Linked DNA regions of Homo sapiens: region 1 is linked to region 2. Evidence: chromatin loops called from intact Hi-C (ENCODE). Cell type or tissue: psoas muscle. All regions are shown on one strand. Each heading gives the region's core, and the rest is flanking DNA. Links, peaks and the distances in the headings are about the cores only.

Region 1 (5,367 bases), core at 58-5,057, 170 kb after region 2:
ATCTGTGCTGGGAGGATTCGGCCGGTCCCCGCGGCACGCCTAGCCCGGGGCGTCCTGGCCCAGGCGGGGAGGGAGCTGGGAGGCAGGTGGCGACGGGGCGGGGAGCTGGAGCGGGCCTGGAGTGGGGTGTAGGGAGGGGTCCAGGGAGGCCCCTACTCACCGGCAGGCGGCTGCGCCCCCCGCAGGGCGGGGACCCAGCCACCCACCAGCCCTGCTGCCGCTCCGGCCCTTTCTGGCCGGCTCTGGCTTCATGGAGACCCTGGGGCGCAGCGCTTACTTACCCTCTAGCTGTGGCGGGCAGTGGAAATAAAACATCGCCGGCTGTCAGATCGGCTGGACGGCCGAGACCTGGGAGGGTGGCAGCAGAACGGACCCGCGCGCGTTGCTCCTGCCTGGCTGCAAAGCAAACAGCGATAGAGCTTCAAGTCTCCCTCTGCCAGCGCTCCCGCCCAGCCCTAGGGCGCACCCGGCGCTCCCCTCCTGGAAAGTCCCTCCCAACGCCCTCATCTCACTGCGGGGGACAGGAGGGAAGGCGGCAGCCCCGTCGCAAGCAGCAACCCCACAGGGCAGTCCTTCGGGTGTGTCCACCTCCCGGACGGCCGTGCCCTCACCCTGGCCCCAGCACCAAACCCCGCAGCGTAGTTTCTGGCTCTCTGGGGTCCCAGCCAGAAGCCCTGCACCCGGGCCACCGCAGCCAGGTCCGGCTAGCGCGCAAGGCCATCTGCGAGCTGCAGCTCAGGCCAGGAAGGCAGCCGAGCCCCAAGGCCCGGCGCTCGGGGCCCGGCGAGTGGGTCAGGAGCCGAGCATACCTCGGCGGGCGGCGGTCGAGGAGGTCGGAGCGTGACCGCCTCCGATCCGCAAGCCCTGCTCGGCTGGCGGCGGGCGGGGCTCGGCGCGGCTGGCGCCCGCAGGACCAAAGAAGTGACTCGGGAAGTGGCCAGATGTCTTGCTGTCTGTCTGCAGCGCGCGCCGCCGCTCAGCACTCGCCTTTATAATCTCACGCATAATTGGCCTTAATCTGATTATTTCCAGCGCTGTCTACAGCGAGTAACTTGGATAGGTCTATTGGGCCTTACAAATGGCCCACGTGGTGTTAAAAAAAAAATCCGTCATTTCTCAGCAAACATCAGGAATGCTTTTTCCTCTTTTAAAAGAGAACGATACAACCACCACCACCATCACCCCCAAAAACATACATTTTCCGAAAACACACTAGGCCCCACCCCCCACCTCATGTCCCCTCAGAGGCAAACCTTTCTCCGAGAGAGCCTGGTTTGGGCTGCCCTTATCAAAGGCCTGGTGACTCCCGGGCTGCAAATTGGCAAAGCGCTGCTAATTGTCGCCGCCGGATGGGTTTTGGGGGGACTCTTTGCACACGGCTTCCCTTTCCAAACGATCGTACAAAAGGAAAGTTTGATTTTGTTCTCAGCAAGGGGTCCCTGAATTTATGTTCGCTTCTCGATGCAAATGATATGCGGTGGGACCCTTTGCAATTACTTTTAAAATGCATCCGAGGCAGACACTCAACGGAGAGAGACCGCCCTTCTCTCTGCCTGGGTGAAAATTAAACTCTAAAGTACCGGGCTGAAATTTTCAAGTCAGGGGCGCGGGATTGGATCAAATCACATAAACTGCAAAAAAAGCAAGTCTAATGGCGCATAATTGGTTCTGTAATAGCATTACACCAGGATAATAGCCCGTTACGGCCCCCTGCACTATTAAGTGCTTCCCTGGCGGAAAGCCTTTATGATATTAAAGGGGGAATATAATGATATTTTGGTTATTAAATGCGTGTAATTAATTTATGCACCACTGAAAATAAAGTTGGTATTATGACCCACTCAAGATGCATCAGAAGATGCAAGTCAGACAACTGTTGATAAGTTCTGGTGTCTGTGCTCCGTCTAGACTGCTGATTTTATTTTGGGACGATGGCTTCTTGGACAGACTACATAAATTGAATATTTTATAAACATTCTAATGCTGCGTTAGGGAGCCTTGGCGAGGTGGTGGGTCGGGTCCCTGCACGGCCCGGGATACAGCCTTGATCTTAAAGACGCAGCGCTTTGGAAACAAAAGGCCTGGCAGGCCCGCCGCTGGACACCAGCGCTGGGCAAGGAGCATCGAGCTGCAGGACAGAGCGCTGGGTCCCGGCCGCCGTTGACGCCCCTCCGAAAACAGCCGGGAGGAAGACCAGTCCCGCTCCGGTCGAGGCAAGTCAGGATCTATTCCAGTGAAGCGGCCCTTCCTGGGCTCAGTCGCTCCAGAGCAGAGTCTGCTCTGCCTCGGGGAAAGAATCACAGGAAACTTCCGCTCGTTTCAGAGCGGAGAGAGCTCGGGGCGCCATTTCCGCCAGGGCCACCGACTCCGAGAGTCCAGGCAGCCGGCCCGGGAGGAGCGGCTAGCAGGTCCCGAAGGCGGGTGAGGTGGCAGGCAGGGGCCGGCAGGGCAGCCGAGGGCCTTTCCTACGTCATGCCAAGAGGGCTGGGAGCCCCTAGAGCTGATCCTCCCTTAGCCCAGGTCAAGAGACTGGCTCGCGCGCGCTGTCTCTCTCCCTGTCTCCCTCAGAGGGCCCCTGCTCTCTGGAGCTCTTGACAAGAGCCCGAGGCTCCTCTTGCCGCCTAGGTCTGCCGAAAGTCCCCTCGGGTTCCCTCCTGCCCTAGGCAGCAGTTCCCTGCCTGTGCGCTTTGGGAACCCGGTGGCCGTGAAGTGAGGTGCGGACAGCTTCTGGGCCGCCTCGGCCAAGATGCTCAGGCGCACCTGGGGGTGTGTGCGGGAACCCTCAGCGGCAGCAGCCCAGCCCGGGGTGCAGTGTTGGCCCCAGAAACCAATGAGGTCCAAACGCCAGTCTCAGTTCCCCATCCCTGACATCGACCGAGGCAAGTTCCTATTAAGGCCCAGAGATGACCCCGGGACGAGACAGGCTCATCCGGCGCGGATGAGACAGGCTCAGACCTGCGCGGTCTGAGGACGGCGCGCTCGCCGAGCAACCCGGCAGGTCAGAACCCTGGACAGCGGCGCCGGTTTCCGCACCCCCACCCACCCCCGGCTGCTGCGGAGAAAGAAGCCGTACCGGGGGCCCAGCCGGGGCCCCTCGCTGCTCAGGGGTGGGATCCGCCCGGCCGGACCCCAGGCGTCCGGGGACCGACCCCAATCCTCTCCCAGTCCAAACCTGCGAAAGTTACTCCGGACATGCGCTCAGCGCTGGCAACAGAGACAAAACTCCCTTCTCCGCAGTACCACGCGCCGCTCCTACCCGGCCGCTGCAGCCGGAAACCATCTCGCGGCCCCCGAGGAGAGTCCGGCCGCCTCACTGACTAGATAACCAGCCGAGCTCCCTCAACACACCCACCTCGCGGGGGCTCTAAGCCGGCTTGGGACCCTCGGCCTCGCCTCGCCCGGCGCTCCTCTCCCGGAGCCGCTAGGCTGGGCTCCTTCCCGTTGGCAAAACAGCGAGTAAACAAACAACCAAACAACCTTAGAAACGAAAGGCTGCACCAAACTTTGATGACGCCAGCCCCCTTTTTTTCCGAATGTCTCGACACCCGGGAGAAGGTGACTAATAGGTGTTCGCTACGGTCCCCCTCCCCCTAAAAAAGGGCGTTAGTAACGAAAAGGTTATTTTTCCTTAATTTTTGTGCGGTAAAATGTATTTTCCAATTAACCAAATTCGCCGATCTGTCTCGCTTGGACACTCTGATAATTTACAACCTAAAAGTGTACTTTCTTTATCTAAAGACCAAGGTGACTGCTTTTAATTTTCTCTAACCTCTTTACACTTGATGTTCACCAGACTCATAATGTTAATTGGCTTCATATACGGATCATCAGTTTAATGAAGAAATAAATCCTGTGTTGCTTTATGTTTTAACAGTGATTGCTTTAATGAGGAATGTGACGTGTTCCAAAATCAAAGCTGCAGGAGACATTAGAGGGGCTTCCACTAGGACAGAAATGCTTATTTAAAGTTAAAACCGCGGGGTCATATTTCAGCAGATTCACAGTCCTCCCCACCCCCTCCCCCGCTCCCCGCCCTCACCTAGCCTGCCTCCCGCCTCTGTAGGGAGACAATCCTGGGTCCTCAGTGCCCCTTCTCTCCGCATCTCATACCCGCAGCCACAGCATCTGCATTCCCGAGAATCATTTCCTGGTTGCTACATAGGGTGTGCTACTTTGCCTCCTGTCCCATAGGGAAGAGAGAAGCCAGCTCAGGGTGGGGAGTTCAACTTTCAAAGTTGTTCATGTTTTTAAAAATAAAATGGGAAGACAGTAACACGCCTGAAGACTGGCGTGCAGATGTTGTTACAGATGCAGCTCCCCCAGAGCCGCATGTCTTAGTGCTGAAAATTCGAGGCTTGGCTCCCAAAGGCTGACAGCTCCAGCTCAGGCCCAGTGAGTGGGCTGCTGACCCCCCAGGTTCTAGCCACTGCAACTGTCTGCAGGGATGCGCTAGGCTTCTGCCCAGGTGATGGAAGTTTTACATCTCTATATCAATTAATAGCAGAGTAAATCTGCTTTCTCTAATGGGTGTTTGATTTTTCTAATTTTAAGCTGGTTCTATGAAAGGAAAACTGTCATCTCAGAAACACTAAGAGCAGCAATAAAAAGCTGGAAATGCGAGCATCTATCTAAGCCCTCAATTGTTTTCAGTTGAATTATGAATCATTTTAAATTGATTCCTGAAAAGAATTCCAAATCCTTAGAAAATGTAGGGGTTTGAAGGCTCCGAGTTGGGTCTTAAATACCATACATAGTATTCATTTCTTACTGTTTGCCTTGTTTTAGGAAAATTGGGAAAATATTTGGAGACACCTCTGTCCTCATCTTTTGAGCCCAAATACAAAAATATGTGTTGGATTTGACATCTTAATTGTGCTCAGAAAGGATTTTCACAACCTCCCTTTTAAAACTTTCCTTAGCAGAAATGACTTCAGTACACATGGCTTAAACCCATAGCAAGAGGGTAAAGCAGGTAAAATACTTAAATTATCAGGGAGGAAAAAACCACACTGAATTCCTAATTATATGTTTTGGAAGGGCCCAGGTTTGATATTTTTACAAATGTTTTAAAGGCTCTCTAGCATAATCCCCGGTGGATATATCTCAGTGTGAATATGGCGTATTCTCTACTTGTCGGCAAATCTATCGTTATATTGTAGTTTTGGAAATTGCCAAAAAAGTTAGCTTAGCTAAGCTAAACATGAGAGAATATGTGAAGGACATAGCAGTTAATGGAAATTCCAGATTTCCCGGGGACTTAGGAACAGAAAATATATATACACAACAAGGGATAGATATGCATTTTATCATCCTGGAAATTCCCTATAATTCACTAGTTTTACTGCCATATAAAACATAGTAGCTGCT
Region 2 (5,367 bases), core at 113-5,112:
CCACTTCTAACACTGGGGATTATATTTCAACATGAGATGTGGAGGGGACAAATATCCAAACTATATCATTCCACCTCTGGCCTCCCAAATTTCATGTCCTTCTCGTATTGCAAAATACAATCGTCCCTTCCTAATTGTCCTTAAAAGTCTTAACTTATCAAAATCCAAAGTCAAAAGTCTTATCTGAGACTCAGCTCCTTCCACCTATGAGCCTGTAAAATCAAAACAAATTATTTACTTTCAAGATACAATAGTGGTACAGGCACTGAGTAAACATTCCCATACCAAAAGAGAGAAACTGGCCTAAAGGAAGGGGCAAGAGGCCCCATGTAATTCCAAAACTCAGCAGGGCAGACGTAAAACCTTAAAGTCCCAAAATAACCCTTGACTCCATATCCCATATCCTGGGCACACTGGTGCAAGCGGTGGGCTCCTAAGGCCTTGGGAAGCCCTGCCCCTATAGCTTCCCTGGGCACAGTCCAAGTGACTGTAACTGCTCTCATGGGTTTGAGTTGAGTGCCTGCAGCTTTTCCAGGCTTAGGGTGCAAGCTGCTGGTGGCTCTAACATTCTCAGCTCTGGAGAGCAGCAGCCCCCTTCCCACAGCTCCACTAGGCAGTGCCCTGGTGGGGACTTTGTTCGGGCTCCAACCTCACATTTTCCCTTGGCATTGCCCTAGTAGAGTATCTTTGTGGGGGCTCTGCCCCTGTGGTAGGCTTCTGCCTGGGCACCCAGGCTTTCCCATAAGTACTCTGAAATCTAGGGGGAAGCTGCCAAGCCTCCTTCATTCTTGCTTTCTGCACACCTGCAGGCTTAACACCACATGAAAGCTGCCAAAGTTTGTGGTTTGTGCCCTCTGGAGCAGCAGTCTGAGCTGTACCTGGACCCCTTTGAACTGAGGCTGGAGACAGGGTGGCTGGGATGTGGGGAGCAGTGTCCCAAGACTGCTCATGGCAATGGGGGCCTGGGCCTGGCCCTTGAAACCATTCTTTCCTCCTAGGCCTCAGGGCCTGGGATTGGAGGCTGTCTCTAAGATCTCTGAAATGCCTTTGAGGCCTTTTTCCCATTGTCTTGGATGTTAGCACTTGGCTCCCTCTTAGTTGTACACATCTCTCTAGCAAGTGGTTACTCCAAAGGCTGCTTGGATTCCTTCTCTACCACAGGGCCAGGCTGCAAATTTTCCAAACTTTTATACTCTGCTTCCCTTTCAAATACAAGTTACAACTGTAAGCCATTCCTTTGCTCCTATATCTGATCATATGCTATTAGAAGTAGCCAGGCCACATCTTGAATGTTTTGGGGCTTAGAGATTTCTTCCACCAGATACCCTAAGTCATCACTCTTAAGTTCCAACTTCCACAGATCCCTAGACATGAACACAATGCAGCCAAGCTCTTTGCTAAGGCATTACAGGGATGACTTTTACTCCAGTTCCCAATAACTTTCTCATTTTCATCTAAGACCTCCTCAGCCTGAACTTCACTCCCCATATCATTATCAGCATTTTGGTCACAACCATGTAGCCAGTTTCTAAGAAATCCCAAACTTTCCCTCATCTTCCTGACTTATTCTGGGCCTTCCAAACTCTTCCAATCTCTGCTCATTAACCAGTTCCAAAGCCACTTCCACTTTCTCAGGTATCATTATAGCAATGCCCCACTCCTTGGTACCAGTTTTCTGTGTTAGTTCATTCTTGCATTCTTACATTGCTCAAAAGAAATATCTGAGGCTGGGTAATTTATAAAGAAAAGAAATTTAGTTGGCTCACAGTTCTATAGGTTGTACAGGAAGCATGGTGCTGGCATCTGTGGCCAAGAAAATATTACTCTAACAATGTGATACAGATGTTCCTCAATTTATGATGGAGTTGCATCTCAATAAAACCATCTAAGTTAAAAAATATTGTAAGTCAAAAATGCCTTTAGGCTGGGTGTGGTAGTGCATATCTGTAATCCCAGCACTTTGGGAGGCCAAGGCAGATGGATCACTTGAGGCCAGGAGTTCACGACCAGCCTGGCCAACTTGACGAAACTTCATCTCTACTAAAAATTACAAAAATAAGCCGAGAATGGTGGCACATGCCTGTAATCCCAGCTACTTTGGAGGGTGAGGCACAAGAATCTCTTGAACCTGGGAGGACAAGGCTGCAGTGGGCCATGATCACACCACTGCACTCCAGGCTTGGCAACACAGTGAGACTCTGTCTCAAAAAAAATGTATTTAATTCACCTAACCTACTGTACATCACAGTCCAGCCTAGCCTAGTTGAACGTGCTCAGAACACTTACATTAGCCCATGGTTGGGCAAAATCATCTAACACAAAAAACCTATTTTACGATAAAGTGTTGAATATCTCATGTAAAAGTATCATACTGCATATCACTAGCCTAGGAAAAGATCAAAACTCAAAATTCAAGGTACTGTTTCTACTGAATACATATGGCTTTTGCACCATCATAAAGTCAAAAAATCTTACATCAAATCATCTTAAATTAGGGACCATCTCTACTTGATAAGGTTCCTCTGGCCAAAAATCTTTGAGCACCAAATCGAAAAGTGGTGGCCTACTGATTTGGCAGCTTCCCATTCTGGGGGTTATGGTCTCATGGGACCATGATATCATCAGCAAGAAGAGAGCCCCACTGATTGTTGAAATGCTCCCTAGGTGGGCTCCTATACAAACACCAGGGAAAAATTCCCGGCAGCTCCGCTATGTTACTGCTGCTTCCTGATAACACCAGAGGGCTCCTAAAATAGTTCTCAAGTAGATGTTGTGACTGTCAGATATGTAAATCGAAGGGTAACAAGCAAAATGTGCTGGACCTAGGAGCTCGGTGCTAAGAGGGTGGGCAAGGGGTGGTCGGACACAGGCTGCCCTGGAGCCAGCAGGAGTTAGCTCAGAGGAGCCTCCAGGAAATGAGCACCGCAGCTTCCAACCAGGTCTCCTTCCATGCAGACGAGACTGCGGGCCGGGCCACATGTACTCACGTTACTCAATGACTCACAGACAGTGGCCAAGGGACAGCTCAGGGCCATCTTTAGCTGACAGGCTCAGTGTCACTTCAGTCCATGCCCGAGCCCTCCCCAAGAGAGCCCACTCTGTCTCCAGCACCACTGCTCCCAGCTCCACCCAGGCCTCCCTCTCTGAAGTGGGGAAAGCCTGGGAGCTCTTCCTCTTTATCAGCCCTGCATCTCCTGCTGTCCTGCTGACCAAGACACTCTCTTCCTGCTGATTGTGATGTGTTTGTGGAAATCCACCGGTTTCTGCTGTATCATGACATTCTATTCCTACCAAGCCAACATGACACCCAAAACATTTCCAAACATGCATAACCATACACAGACCTTCTCACAAGATTTATCTTCTGGACACATTACTTAAACTAACAAGGCCTCCCTTTTTCTCCTTTTCAGTGCTGGCCATTGCCCCCGGCTGGTTTTCTGCCTTCCCCCTGCAAGCTGCAAAAGAAAGTTGGTGGGGCTTGAACTAGAAGCCTACAGCTCCAGTGTGACCAGCTCCAATGGATCAGGCACATTAACAACAGAGCCCCGCAGCACTCTGTGGGTCAGAGAAATGCACAGAGCCCCACTCTGCAAAGGAAGTCAACAGGGGCTCAGCAACTGGCCCAGGTCGGCTGTGGGTCCAGGCCTTTCTATCAATCCCAGTCCTTTTCCACTGCAAGAGACTGCCCCACTCTTATTCTTAGAAGAGACCTTGCAGAGTATTTAGGGTGAAATGCCTAGCATTGAAATATTTATTTTCAAAAATATATAGAAAATATATGTAGAGAGAAAGAGAGAGTCCCTGTGCAATAGAGTGAGGCTACTTTGCAGGTGATGAGGTACTGCAGGTGCAGTCGAGAGGGTAAGGCCTGACCTTTGGTGCGATAACAAGAAAGGTGAGGAAGGGGTTGAATGCAGGGCATGAAGGAGGGGGAGTGGGCACTGGCTTGAGTGAGTGGAAGATGGTGAGGCCATTTATTTTGAATGGAAACACAGGAAAAGAAGGAGGTGTGGCCATTCTCTTTGTCCTGAGCCTTCGCCCTCTGTGATGTGGGATCCCCAGGCAGAACTTAGGAGAAAGCTCTAGTTTCGCAGCAACAATTCCAGGGGTATCAGAGCATCAAAGGGAAGATGTTGGATGGGTTGCCTAAAAGCGCAAAAAGCAAAGATGGGGCAAGGAGATGGCCTGAAGACCAACATTCAGAAATAAGGCTGGCAAGAGGCCAACAGAGGTGACTGAGATGGGATGGTCCAGGAGGTTGGAGGAGAATTGGGAGAAGGTGCCTTGGAAAGCAAGAAGCGAGGGCTGCCCAGTGAGTGTTGAATGCAGCAGAGAAGTCAAGTAGCACAAGGTTGAAATGTGTCCCCTGACCATTGAAGCAGTTCCACCTGGGGATTTTTTTCCTTGGTGAGAACAGGTTCAGTGGGATGGGGAGATGGAAGACTTCAGTGAGCTAGAGAGCAGGTGGAAGGAGAGTGGGGATGACGGGGAAGTCCACAACCCTCACAAGAAGCTGCCTGTGAAACAGGAGAGAAGGGAATTTGCTAGAGGCTAGAGGGGTCAATGGGGGAGCAGGGGTTCCTGTCACACTTTTGTTGAAAAACACATTGGTCCTGGAGTTCCTGAACCTGCTAGTGGAACAGGGCTCAGGATGGCCCAGACCTCCTCAGAAAAAATGGGAGGAGCCAGAACAGGATGGTGTTGGAACCAGTGCATGTGAGGAGCGCACACTCAGATGGGGCTGCCTCAGGGCTCAGATCTGATGGACTGTCCTGGTGTCTGAGTGTCCCCCAGCGGGGTTACAGCTCCCGAGGTCTCTGAGCATACAGGCATATTTTCCTACAGCTCCCTGGTCATTTCGATGCTGTTGGTTTAACTTCGCCACTTAGAGGAATATAGAGTTTGGCAAGAAAGGCTCTTGGTTTCCTCTGTGAGAACTGTCGTGGTGGATTGGAAATCTGCCCTGTATGTCCCACAAGACAGCAGGAAAGTAGCCAACATTGTGGGTCTGTGGCATAAATCCTCAGAGCAGCCATCCTGGGCCAAGTGTGCAGGGTACAGAGCACAGGTGCTGGTTTGGGGTGGAGATCTGGGGCCCAGGGCAGGCCTCAGAATCCAAACCCTCTTGGGGGCACTGCTGGGTCTCTAAGCTGCATGGACGTGGTCAGGCTACACGGGCACATTCAACAAGGCAAAGAGAGAGCCCTGGGGTGAAAGCTTTGACAACCTGAGAAAGTTCTTGGCAAACAAGCCTAGGTTAAGGACTCTGTACTTCAGGAGAATATTCTGGAATCCCAGCTGCTAGGGTCTAGGGTAAAGAAATAGGCCGTGCAGCCGATAGCTGCCAGGGAAGATGACAAGGTT

Evidence for each region. A loop is a pair of places that touch in the nucleus more often than their neighbours do. Peaks named below come from ENCODE experiments on the same cell type or tissue, not always from the same donor. Only the 100,000 strongest peaks of a DNase experiment are listed, where the experiment ranks them.
Region 1: a loop joins it to region 2, with 2.0 times the contacts of the local background. A loop is called at or near these places in 3 of 110 quality-filtered maps.

The regions. Positions count from the first base shown.
Region 1 is chr10:49,395,126-49,400,492 of GRCh38, forward strand. It overlaps DRGX (dorsal root ganglia homeobox), which reads right to left and starts at 964. Exons shown (of 7, transcript NM_001276451.2): 1 at 810-964; 2 at 282-396. The coding sequence starts at 315. RefSeq lists a silencer at 2,979-3,138. In psoas muscle, for the core only: no CTCF peak of the experiment used is centred there; DNase peaks (open chromatin) are centred at 149 and 3,006; H3K4me3 peaks cover 1,354 bases; H3K27me3 peaks cover 5,000 bases.
Region 2 is chr10:49,222,556-49,227,922 of GRCh38, forward strand. No RefSeq gene overlaps it. Among named protein-coding and RNA genes, the nearest start is that of TMEM273, 37 kb to the left of the region's middle. In psoas muscle, for the core only: no CTCF peak of the experiment used is centred there; a DNase peak (open chromatin) is centred at 2,976; H3K27ac peaks cover 811 bases.